Linked DNA regions of Homo sapiens: region 1 is linked to region 2. Evidence: read pairs that join two places in POLR2A ChIA-PET (ENCODE). Cell type or tissue: PC-9. All regions are shown on one strand. Links, peaks and the distances in the headings refer to the core of each region. The heading gives the core; the rest is flanking DNA.

The links. Peaks named below come from ENCODE experiments on the same cell type or tissue, not always from the same donor. Only the 100,000 strongest peaks of a DNase experiment are listed, where the experiment ranks them.
Region 1: POLR2A ChIA-PET joins it to region 2 with 7 read pairs; 1 of 35 experiments calls an interaction of 5 or more read pairs at or near these places.

What each region holds. Positions count from the first base shown.
Region 1 is chr4:615,363-620,727 of GRCh38, reverse strand. LOC124900162 (a long non-coding RNA gene) reads right to left here. Exons shown (of 2, transcript XR_007057986.1): 2 at 2,630-3,006. Among named protein-coding and RNA genes, the nearest start is that of PDE6B, 7.5 kb to the left of the region's middle. In PC-9, for the core only: no CTCF peak of the experiment used is centred there; a DNase peak (open chromatin) is centred at 2,937; H3K27me3 peaks cover 2,224 bases.
Region 2 is chr4:1,578,625-1,583,989 of GRCh38, reverse strand. It overlaps a transcript of FAM53A not described here. Among named protein-coding and RNA genes, the nearest start is that of FAM53A, 100 kb to the left of the region's middle. RefSeq lists silencers at 2,626-2,785, 2,602-2,828, 3,202-3,411, 3,592-3,651, 4,449-4,728 and an enhancer at 5,110-5,365. In PC-9, for the core only: a CTCF peak has its summit at 4,549; DNase peaks (open chromatin) are centred at 2,679 and 3,309; H3K4me3 peaks cover 1,358 bases.

The DNA of each region.
Region 1 (5,365 bases), core at 79-5,078, 960 kb after region 2:
GTTTATGGGGTTCTTGGTTGATGAGGAGACAGAAAGTGAGCTCATGTCTCCATCGCGATGTCTCTGGGCTACATTCTGCTGAGTCTTTCCCTCGTTCTGTCATTTCACCTCTTTTCTGCAAACGTTTTTTTCAATCATGTAAATGCTTCTTTTCTAGTGGCCGGGACTTTCTGAGGTCTCCATCACCAACCCAGGTTCCTCGGGGCTCTGCACTTGACCTGGTCAGACGGGCCTTGTCCTGGTGCAGCTTTCAGGGGGCTCCCAGGTGGCCACTTTTGCTCAGCTCTTGGGGTTTTGTGCAGTGCGTGCGAAGCTTAGTCCTCAGCCAAAGCCCCATGTGGCCCTGTGCAGATCGTTGGAGCCTGTCGTGTGCACAGATTCCTCCTCGGCAGCAATCTTCCCTGCAAACTGCGGCCACCGCTGCCTCCCCAGGGCCAATCTGTCTTCCAAGCTTCGTAAGATCTCAAAACAGTAATTCATTTTTGTCTCCCAGTTTTCCATAACAACACATAAATAATTGCTATCATAAATTAGTATAGCCTCATGTAAGGTAATCCCTAATGTGTCTACACAGTGCTCTGCAGATTTTCAAAATAATGAAGATGTTTTCATGTGAATGGGGTGCCCTTGTGTTGTGCACAACCTGAGCGACTGTGCACCTTAGCCCCGTAGTATCCCAGAGAGGCTTTGACTTCCCATGTTGGGTGGATCCTGAAACTCTGAAGCAAGCATCTCATGATTAGGAGAACTAATGTAATTTTGCAGAGTCTTTTTAAAAATTATTTTCTCCTTTATTATCCCATAGTGATCATCAATAAAATATTTAAAATGTAGATGTCATGGGTATGAATGTTAGAATGGCAACTCTCTGGGCTGGGTGCGGTGGCTCACGCCTGTAATCCCAGCGCTTTGGGAGGCCAAGGCGGGCGGATCCTGAGGTTCGGAGATTGAGACCATCCTGGTTAACACAGTGAAACCCCGTCTCTACTAAAAAATAGAAAAAATTAGCCGGGCATGGTGGCAGGTGCCTGTAGTCCTGGCTGCTCGGGAGGCTGGGGCAGGAGAATGGTGTGAACCCAGGAGGCAGAGCTTGCAGTGAGCTGGGATCGTGCCACTGCACTCCAGCCTGGGCAACAGAGCAAGACTCCGTCCCCCCAAAGAAAAAAAAAAAAAAAAAAAGAATGGCAACTCTCTGGAGAAACAATCACTGAACTGGTAGAAAGGAATGAAATTATAAAGAAACAGTTGAACAGAAGAGGATTACCAGCAGATGAGAGCTATGGCTGCCTGATTTAAAAGGCCAGGGGAGGCCCACCAAAAAGGCCACAGGCCAGCCTGGCCAACATGGTGAAACCCCATCTCTACTAAAAATACAGAAATTGGTTGGGTGTGGTGGTGCGCGCCTGTAATCCCAGCACTTTGGGAGGCTGAGGCGGGCGGATCACCTGAGGTCAGGAGATCGAGACCAGCCTGGCCAACATGGTAAAACCCCGTCTCTACTAAAAACACAGAAATTGGTTGGGTGTGGTGGTGCGTGCCTGTAATCCCAGCACTTTGGGAAGCCAAGGTGGGTGGATCACCTGAGGTCAAGAGTTCGAGATCATCCTGGCCAACATGGTGAAATCCTGTCTCTACTAAAAATACAAAAACTGGTTGGGTGTGGTGGTGGGTACCTGTAATCCCAGCACTTTGGGAGGCCGAGGTGGGTGGATCACCTGAGGACAGGAGTTCGAGACCATCCTGGCCAATGTGGTGAAATCCCGTCTCTATTAAAAATACAACAATTGGTTGGGTGTGGTGGTGGGTGCCTGTAATCCCAGCTACTTCGATGGCTCAGGCACAAGAGTTGCTTGAACCGGGAAGCGGAGGTTGCAGTGAGCTGAGATCACACCACTGCACTCCAGCCTGGGCAACAGAGTGAGACTCTGTCTCAAAAAAAAAAAAAAAAAAAGCCACAGGAAGCTCCCCCGTGAGAAGCACTGATTCACCCCACAGCTCCAGAGGACCAAGAGATTCAGACCCTGGGGCTGGTGTCAGTTGGCACTCCCCAGGAAGCAGACACTGGGAAGCAGGTTCACTGTTGATTTGTTTGGACGTTGGTCCCCTCCAAGCCTCATGTTGAAATGTGATCCCTGATGTTGGACGTGGGGCCTGGTGGCAGGTGATTGGGTCATTGAGGTGGATCCCTCACGAACAGCTGGTACCCCTCTTGTGGGGCTGAGTTCTCCCTCTCACCTCCTGTGAGCTCAGGTTGTTAGAGCCTGGCCCCCACCCCCCTCTTCTCCCACCCTGGCATGATGGGTCCCCTTCACCTCCCCCACGAGTGGAAGCTCCTGAAGCTGTCACCAGAAGCAGACCCTGGTGCCAGACTTCCTGTACAGCCTTCAGAACCGTAAGCCAGAGAAACCTCTTTCTTTACAAATGAGCCAGCCCCAGGTGATGCTTTACAGCAACACAGCTGGACTAAGACAGCATGCCCTGGACTCAACCTGGACACCTGACTGACGCCCTGGACTCCAGCATGCCCTGGACTCAGCCTCAGGGGAGGACTCTAGAGAACTCCCAATACCATGAACCAGCATCAACCCACGTGCAAGAGTCCAGGGAGACAGAACACACACACAACCAGTTATGAAAGCAACTTTATTACTCACAGGCAGGCAGCAGGGAACAGCAGAAGCTTAGGATCCATGGTGAGCGGGTCCCCGAGGCTCGGGAAAGCTGCCCAGAACGAATGGAGCCTTGTCTATGTGTGTCCCGCTTCACACCACAGCTGAGAGATCCCAAAGGTGCACTCTGCTCTGGGTTCCATAGCCAGGGGTGACTCATAGGGCTACAGTGTGTGGGACATCCTGCCCTAGGAGGCACAGGAGCAGAGCCAGGGCTGTCCGGCCGGTCCTTCCCTAGACCAGGTGGTTGCATTCCTGGCACATTCTTCAGGTATTCTCGAGAAGTACGCGTGAGAAGGGAGGGGCTTGTTCATTCCAAGGCCACCTGGGACTTGTCCTGCAGATGCCAAGGCAGAATAGGAAGTGGATTTATGGGATGGGGGCTCCCTGCGAGGGGTAGAAGGGAGATGAAGGAGGGGCAGGTGGGGAACCCCAGGTGGGGGTGTGGTTGTGGCACCTGTGGAAGGAGAGGGAAGGTAGGTGGCTGGGCAGGACCAGCCTCAGACTGCAGTTCGAGACCGTACTAGCCAGGCTCGGAGGAGCCCTGGGGAAAGAACGCCTTTCGGGGGAGCCCCTGCGCGTGGAACATTCTGAGTCTACACCTGCCATTGCCCAAACTGGACTTCCAGCCTCTGGTACCTCATGTGAGGAGCTCAGGAGCCGCTGCTCCACCCTAACAACAAGTCAGCTGAGCAGACTGAAAATCAACAATTCTTCCCACACCCAAAACAGCGGTGAAGACGTAGGTACCTGGTACACCCAAGACTTGAGGGGCTGACGGGCGCTGGCCTGTCAATGACGGGGCCATGGTTTGCCGGAGCAGAGACGCATCCGTGGAAACCACCTCAGGAGCCTGTTCCAGGGCGGGGAAACCCGAACTGTAGCTGATAGATCCCTGGAGGCTCAGTGTGGGCAACTCCAAACTCCTCCGGGGACCCAGTCATGGCAGACACCACGGGGGGATCCAGTCATGGGGGACACCATGGGGGGACCCAGTCCTGGGGGACACCACGGGGGGACCCAGTCATGGGGACACCACGGGGGCACCCAGTCATGGGGGACACCACGGGGGGACCCAGTCGTGGCGGACATCATGGCGGGGGGACCCAGTCATGGGGGACACCACGGCAGGGGGACCCAGTCATGGTGGACACCGCACGTATGTGAGTTTTACCCCAGGAGTTCTACCACATTCTCACAGTGAATATCAGAAAAATCTCATTCTGCAGGTAGGAGGATGGAAAATGGAATCATTTTGAAACACACCAGAACATTCTGTCCTTAACAAGAGCTGCCCTCAGGAGAAACTGTTCAGCTAGACTATAACCTGCCAGGGGAAGAGAAATATCCAACTTCCGCCCCCTCGAGCCATCCTGTCTCATCTAAGAAAGTGAGGGGTGGGCGGCTGAGAAACCCTTGTGAAGCTCACAGCCCAATGCACAGTTTCACTAAAGACTGAGGCCTGGTTAGAAGGTTCTAGAATGCTTCCCCTCCCCCCACATCTTACAACCACATCACTAAAGGCATCTTTACGGCAGGTCTTTATACTCTGTACATCATGTCTGGCTATCAAGAAAATATTACAAGACATACTAAAAGGCAAAAAAAAAAAAAAAAAAAAAAAAAAAAAAAAACCCATACCAGAATTTGAGGAGCCAAAACAACCATTAAAACCAGACAAGGCAGTTATGTTGGAATTATCAGACCAGGAATTTAAAACAGCAATGATTAAGATGCCAAGAGCTCTAGTGGGTAAAGTAGACAGCACACAGGAACAGATGGACAATGTAAGCAGACAGATGGAAAGTCTAGGAAGGAACCAAAAAGAAACATAAAGATAGAAAACACGGCAACAGAAATGAAGACTGCCTTTGATAGGCTCATTAGGAGACTGGACACAGCTGAGGAAAAAGCCTCTGAGCTTGAGGATAGCTCAATAGAAATTTCCAAAAGTGAAAGGCAAAGAGAACAATCACTAAAAAAAAAAAAAAAAATAAAAGAACAGAATATACAAAAGCTGTAGGACACCCATAAAAGGTGTAACACAAATAATACCAGAAGCAGAAGAAAGGAAGGAAGGAAGGAAGAAAGGGACAACAAAAAAACTGAAACAATAATGACTGAGGGATCCTCCAAATTAATGTCAGACACCAAACCACAGATCCAGGAAGCTCAGAGAACACCAAGCAGGATAAATGCCAAAACAAAACAAAACAAAACAAAAAACACTGCCCCCAAAGAAAACAAACAAGTAAACAAAATGACACCTAGGCATCTCATATTTAAACTATGTAAAATCAAACATGAACAAATTTTGAAAGAAGCCAGAAAAAACCTCCCAACACCAACACCTTGCCTGTAGCGGAACCAAGATAAGAATGACATCCACCTTCTCTCAGGAACCATGTGTCTGAGTCCATTTTCTACCACTGTAACAGAATGCCACAGATGGGGTAAATTATCAGGAAGTTTATTTGGCTCACAGTTCTGGGAGATGGGAAGTCCAGGAGCTTGGTGCTGGCATCTGGCCAGGGTCAGTCTATGGTGAGGGGCAGAGCAGGGACGCAAGCAGGGGAGACAGAGAAAAAATCAGCCTGAACTCATCCTTTTATCAGGAGCCCACTCCCAAGACAACGCACACACTCCTGAGTTAATGGCACTAATCTGCTCACGAGGGTGAAGCCCTCAGGAGCTAA
Region 2 (5,365 bases), core at 234-5,233:
CTCAGAGAGAACCTGAATGGCTGATGATAGACAAGGAGTGGTTGTTCAGCTTCTCCAGTGATCAGAAAGACGCAAATGGAAACAGCAGTGAGATAAACTCTGCACCCATCAGAGAGGCAAAAATTAGATAATTGTATAGTTCCCAGGATTGACAAGGATGTGGGCCAAGGAGAACCTCTGGCTGGAGAGGACGTCTCCTGGAAAGCAAGCTGGCGGCAGGTGGTGAAAGCAGGCAGGTGCCCACCCATGAGCCGGCAAGAACGACACTAACGCTTCAATCCTCGCACAAGCCCCGGGAGGAGGGACAGGTATCAGGCGGAGCACAGCAGCAGGGTCAGGAGCACAAAGGCCAGGATGGCTCCACCTGAGCTGCTGGGAGCTGCAGGACTGGGAGGGTTGTGCACACTTGCTGTGCCTTGTAACCGGAGCTGCACATGAGACGTGTGAGAAGCACATGAGGTGATCATGCAAAGTGCTTGATCCCTGCTGGCACAGACCAGAGATTATTGTCCTCCTGGGAGCACAGATCAAGCACAGGGAAGCCAGTGAATGGCTCGTTCCCCAAGGGAGACACGAGACTCCTCTGACCAGTGACTTTGGCCTTAGGCCTGTGCTGGGTCTAAGATGTGGCCACCTTGCCTCCTGCTGGTCCCGCTCTTCTTCATGGGGCAGACCTGGGACCCCGCTTCCTTTGCTTTTCTCCCATCTCTAACTGTACCCTGCCTGCAGAGGACACTCCGCCCACCTCCTCTTGGTGCTGGTCCCCTCCCCAGTGCACTCTCGACAGCCTCTGGCCCTCCCAGAGAACATGATTTTGCTGGGTCTCTGGCACCCACAGTGTGTTCACCCAGCACACCCATCTCCCTTTGCCATCTCCCAGGACAACTGGACATTGCCATTTCACTGAGAGTTAACTATCACTTTGTTTAGGCTCCTAAGAGCCAACTAGCAGTGAGTTTGCCCTATCACCCAGGTTCTTGACAGGATGTTAATTCTCATGACCAAGAAAGAGTCGTCAAATCAATGCATTCTTGCTCATCCAGGCTGATCCCTTCATCTGGGACCTAGAAATCCAATCCCAAGGTTTTTCTCTGGATCCTGCCTATATATGTAGCTATTTTTTGTTTTGCTTTAGTTGAGACAGGGTCTCACTCTGTTGCCCATGTTGGAGTGCAGTGGGGAACATAGTTCATGGCAGACTCGACCTCCTGGGCTCCAGTGATCCTCCTGTCTCACCCTCTCTAGTAGCTAGGACTACAGATGTGCGCCACCACACACCTGGCTAATTTTTGTTTTTGTAGAGATGGGGTCTCACCATTTTGCCCAGGCTGGTCTTGAACTCCTGGGCTCAAGAGCTCCTCCCGCCTCGGCCTCCCAAAGTGCTGAGATCGCAGGCGGGAGAGGACTGATCTCGGGCTGGGTGGCTCTCTGAGGCCAAGGTCAGCCTCCAAATGGGGTCTCAGCCAGGGCCGCCAGCCTCCTCCTGGTCTTCCCAGCCTGGGTGCAGGGTGCAGGGCCTCCCGTCCACTCTCTCTTGGGTCTGTGTAGGTGGCATACATGGCACTGGCTCACTCCCTGCCCTTCTGGTCTTTCCCCGCGGGGTGGTGGTGACGTCCGTGGCAGGGAGGGGAGTGTCGTTCAGCTGGGTCCAGGAGGAACGCCGTGGACTCTGTCCAGCCCTGCTAGGCAGCATGCCCTGATGGCCGTGGCCTGGCTGGAGTATAGGTCACAGAGCATCTGCCCTGCCACACTGCCCCCACGGCAGGGACCCTTCTTATCATATCAGTAGTAAACGCTGAAACGTGACATGAGAATGGCGTCTCCTTGCTGTCCTAAAGCTCATTTCTTGGATTGCTGACAAGGTTCGGCTGTTTGCCATGTGCTGCCTTCAAGTAGTCAAGGAGCTCTGTGTGGCTGATGTAAAGAAATTTTGGGTGGGGAGTGATGGCTCACACCTGTAATCCCAGCACTTTGGGAGGCCAAGGCAGGAGGATCACTTGAGCTCAGGAGTTGGAGGAGGCTGCAGTGAGCTGTGATCACACCACTGCACTCACACCCAGATGACAGAGCAAGACCCTATATCAAAAAAAAAAAATGCTGGGCATGGTGGCTCAAGCCTGTAATCCCAGCACTTTGGGAGGATGAGGAGGGCAGATCACCTGAGGTCAGGAGTTCGAGACCAGCCAGGGCAACATGGAGAAACCCTGTCTCTACTAAAAATATAAAAATTAGCTGGGTATGGTGGCGGGTGCCTGTAATCCCAGTTACTTGGGAGCCTGGGCAGGAGAATTGCTTGAACCCAGAGGCAGAGGTCGCAGTGAGCCAAGACTGCCCCATTGCACTCCAGCCTGGGCGACAAGAGCAAAGCTCTGTCTTAAAAACAAAACAAAACAAAAAAAGATATTTGGCCTGCTTAGAAACACATACATGTCTTAAAAGTCTAATTGGGTTTTGCCAGTAATATTCCAGATATGCAGGACCACGAGGAAGAGAAAATTCAGGTAACAGTTAAATATTTAAGAAAATGACCGATTTCTAGAACATTTGGAGAAAATTGGAAACTCAAAATTGGTTTTGTCTTTAACTTCTACTTCTGTAAGGGAGGGGACATTATGATGAAAGTCTGGTCTGAGCAACTGTGGCATGCAAGACCACAGGAGGCGAGGCCAGGGTGAGGGGCGGGGCCTGGGCCGCAGGCGGGGCCCTGAGCAGAGGTGGGGCTCTGAGTGGGAAGCGGGGCCCTGAGTGGAGGCGGGACCTGGGTGAGAGGCGGTGCCTGGGTGGGAGGCGGGGCCCTGAGTGGGAGCCGTGGCCCAGGTTAGAGGGGGGGCCTGGGTGGGAGGCGGGGCCCTGAGTGGAGGCGGGGCCTGGGTGAGAGGCGGTGCCTGGGTGGGAGGCGGGGCCCTGAGTGGGAGCCGTGGCCCAGGTTAGAGGGGGGGCCTGGGTGGGAGGCGGGGCCCTGAGTGGAGGCGGGGCCTGGGTGAGAGGCGGTGCCTGGGTGGGAGGCGGGGCCCTGAGTGGGAGCCGTGGCCCAGGTTAGAGGGGGGGCCTGGGTGGGAGGCGGGGCCCTGAGTGGAGGCGGGGCCTGGGTGAGAGGCGGTGCCTGGGTGGGAGGCGGGGCCCTGAGTGGGAGCCGTGGCCCAGGTTAGAGGGGGGGACCTGGGTGGGAGGCGGGGCCTTGAGTGGGAGGCGGGGCCTGGGTGGGAGGCGGGGCCTTGAGTGGGAGGCGGGGACCTGGACGGGAGGCAGGACCTGGGAGGGAGGGAGGGCTCGGGCAGGAGGCGGGTCCCTGAGCGGGAGGCAGGGTCCTCAGTGGGAGGCGTGGCCTGGGCGGGAGGCGGGGCCCTGAGTTGGGGGCAGGGCCTGGGCAGGAGGCAGGGCCTAGGCGGGAGGTGGGGCCCGAGGTAGGAGGCGGGGCCTAGGGCGGGAGGTGGGGCCCGGCTCCCTGAGTGGAGGCGGGGTCCGGGCGGGAGGCGGGTGGGGTCTGGGGCTCCGTGCACCCCGCGCCGGGGATGCTTTCTCCCTAGCTTGTTGCGCCGTCCGGTTCTGCCCCAGCCTTAGATCTCAGCTCTGAGCTGCCCTCACATCCCTGCAGATCTTTTCTGGCCACACTGGTGGCCCGCGGGGTATGGCTGCTTCCGTCTCGCGGCGTTGGCCTCCCTGACTGGCCGCCGGTGTAGGGCGCCGTGGGCGGGGTCCCTGGGGCGAGGCTGCCTGGCCTCCGCGGTTGGTTCGGCGGCCGCGGGGCTGCAGCTCCCGGCTCGCACTCCATCATCGACGGATGACAGCGGGAACGGTGGGAGTTCATTACAGGGACCATGAATTGTTGGAGGTAATTTAGATTACAATTTAAAGTTTAATTTAAAAATCTATCAACAAATGTGAAAGTACTGGAGGAACATTTTAAAATGCACTTTAATCTCACCAGCACAAATAGCTTCTCGGGGCTCTAAACATCATCACCTGGAAAAACAGTAAAACTTTACTGCATCTTTAATTAAATTACAAACACAAAGGATAATTAACTTTTTTATTTTTATTTTATTCCTGCCATTGTTTCTCCTTCGAGTCAATATCTTCCGGCTGCAGGAGCGGCTGTTAGGAGGAAGTTTACGGCGAGGCCTGATGGGTGGATGCCCCGGGGCGGATGCTCGGCCCCTGCGCCCTCCCTGCGGGCCCCGCAGCGCTGGGGCCGCGCCCCTTCGTATCCCCACAGCGCGGACACTCCTGGCCAGCCCGTGGCGGGAGGCGCCCTGGGGACACGCGTGGCCGTGGCTCGCGGGTGTCGCGTGTGCTCACCTCGGACCTGGGCGTTCTGAGTCGTAACTCACTCACGCCTCGCAGCGGCGCTGGGAGGCAGCCCCACCCCCTTTTACAGGCGGGGAAACGGGGGCTCAGAGAGGTCGGGCCATCCGCCCTGGTCACACAGAGGCTGCGTCACCGGCTGACTCGAGCCTGGCCCCACCCGTGCGCGTTGCACTTCTGGGTGCTGGGCTGCGGCCCAAGCCTCCTCCCCAGGACGCGGGGCTGGGACAAGGGGGCGAGTGCGGAGGGCGGGGGGGTGGCGCAGGCGCCCACGCAGGGGCTTGACATGCCGGTCCCCATGGGGTAGTAGACCGTGGGGGCCCGAGGGCGGCCGGGGTAGGGAGGGGCCTCCCACGAGGGCCGTGGGCGCAGCGGCAGGGCCCAGCCGAGGCCACCAGGGGGCGCCCAGCAGGCGCGGGCGGGGCCGGGGGCCGGGGCTCTGGCTGGGACCCTCGGGCGGGGATGGCGGCTAGGGGCGGGGGCGCGCCAGGGCAGGGAGGGCAGGGGGGGCAGGGGCCTGACGGGAGCCCCTGGAGGCGCAGCCGCCTCCGGGCTGGTCGGATTCGGGAGCGCTCGGGAGGGGCGTCCAGCAGCGCTGGGAAGGGGACCTCGATTCCGGCCTGGAGGGCGGGCGGTGCAATGGGGGGAGCGCCCCGGCTCTGCGCCTGCGGGGGTGGGGGGCCTAGGGGTGTCGCAGCCGGGCCGCGCCCTTTCCCGCCTGCTCTGCCTCGAGAGGCGACCCCTCTCCTCCCCCTCTTCTCTCCCCTCCCCCTCTTCTCTCCCCTCCCCCTCTTCTCTCCCCTCCCCCTCTTCTCTCCCCTCCCCCTCTTCTCTCCCCTCCCCCTCTTCTCTCCCCTCCCCCTCTTCTCTCCCCTCCCCCTCTTCTCTCCTCTCCCCCTCTTCTCTCCCCTCCTCCGCCCCTTCCCTGCCCTGCCCTCCCCTCCCTTCCCTGGTGACGGTGGGAGCTTTGGTTCGCTGCTTGCCTCCTCCGAGCCTCGTTGTCTGCAGAGGGCGGTTCGGGGTAGGGGGGTCGCGACCTCGTAGGTGGGCGTGGAGGGCA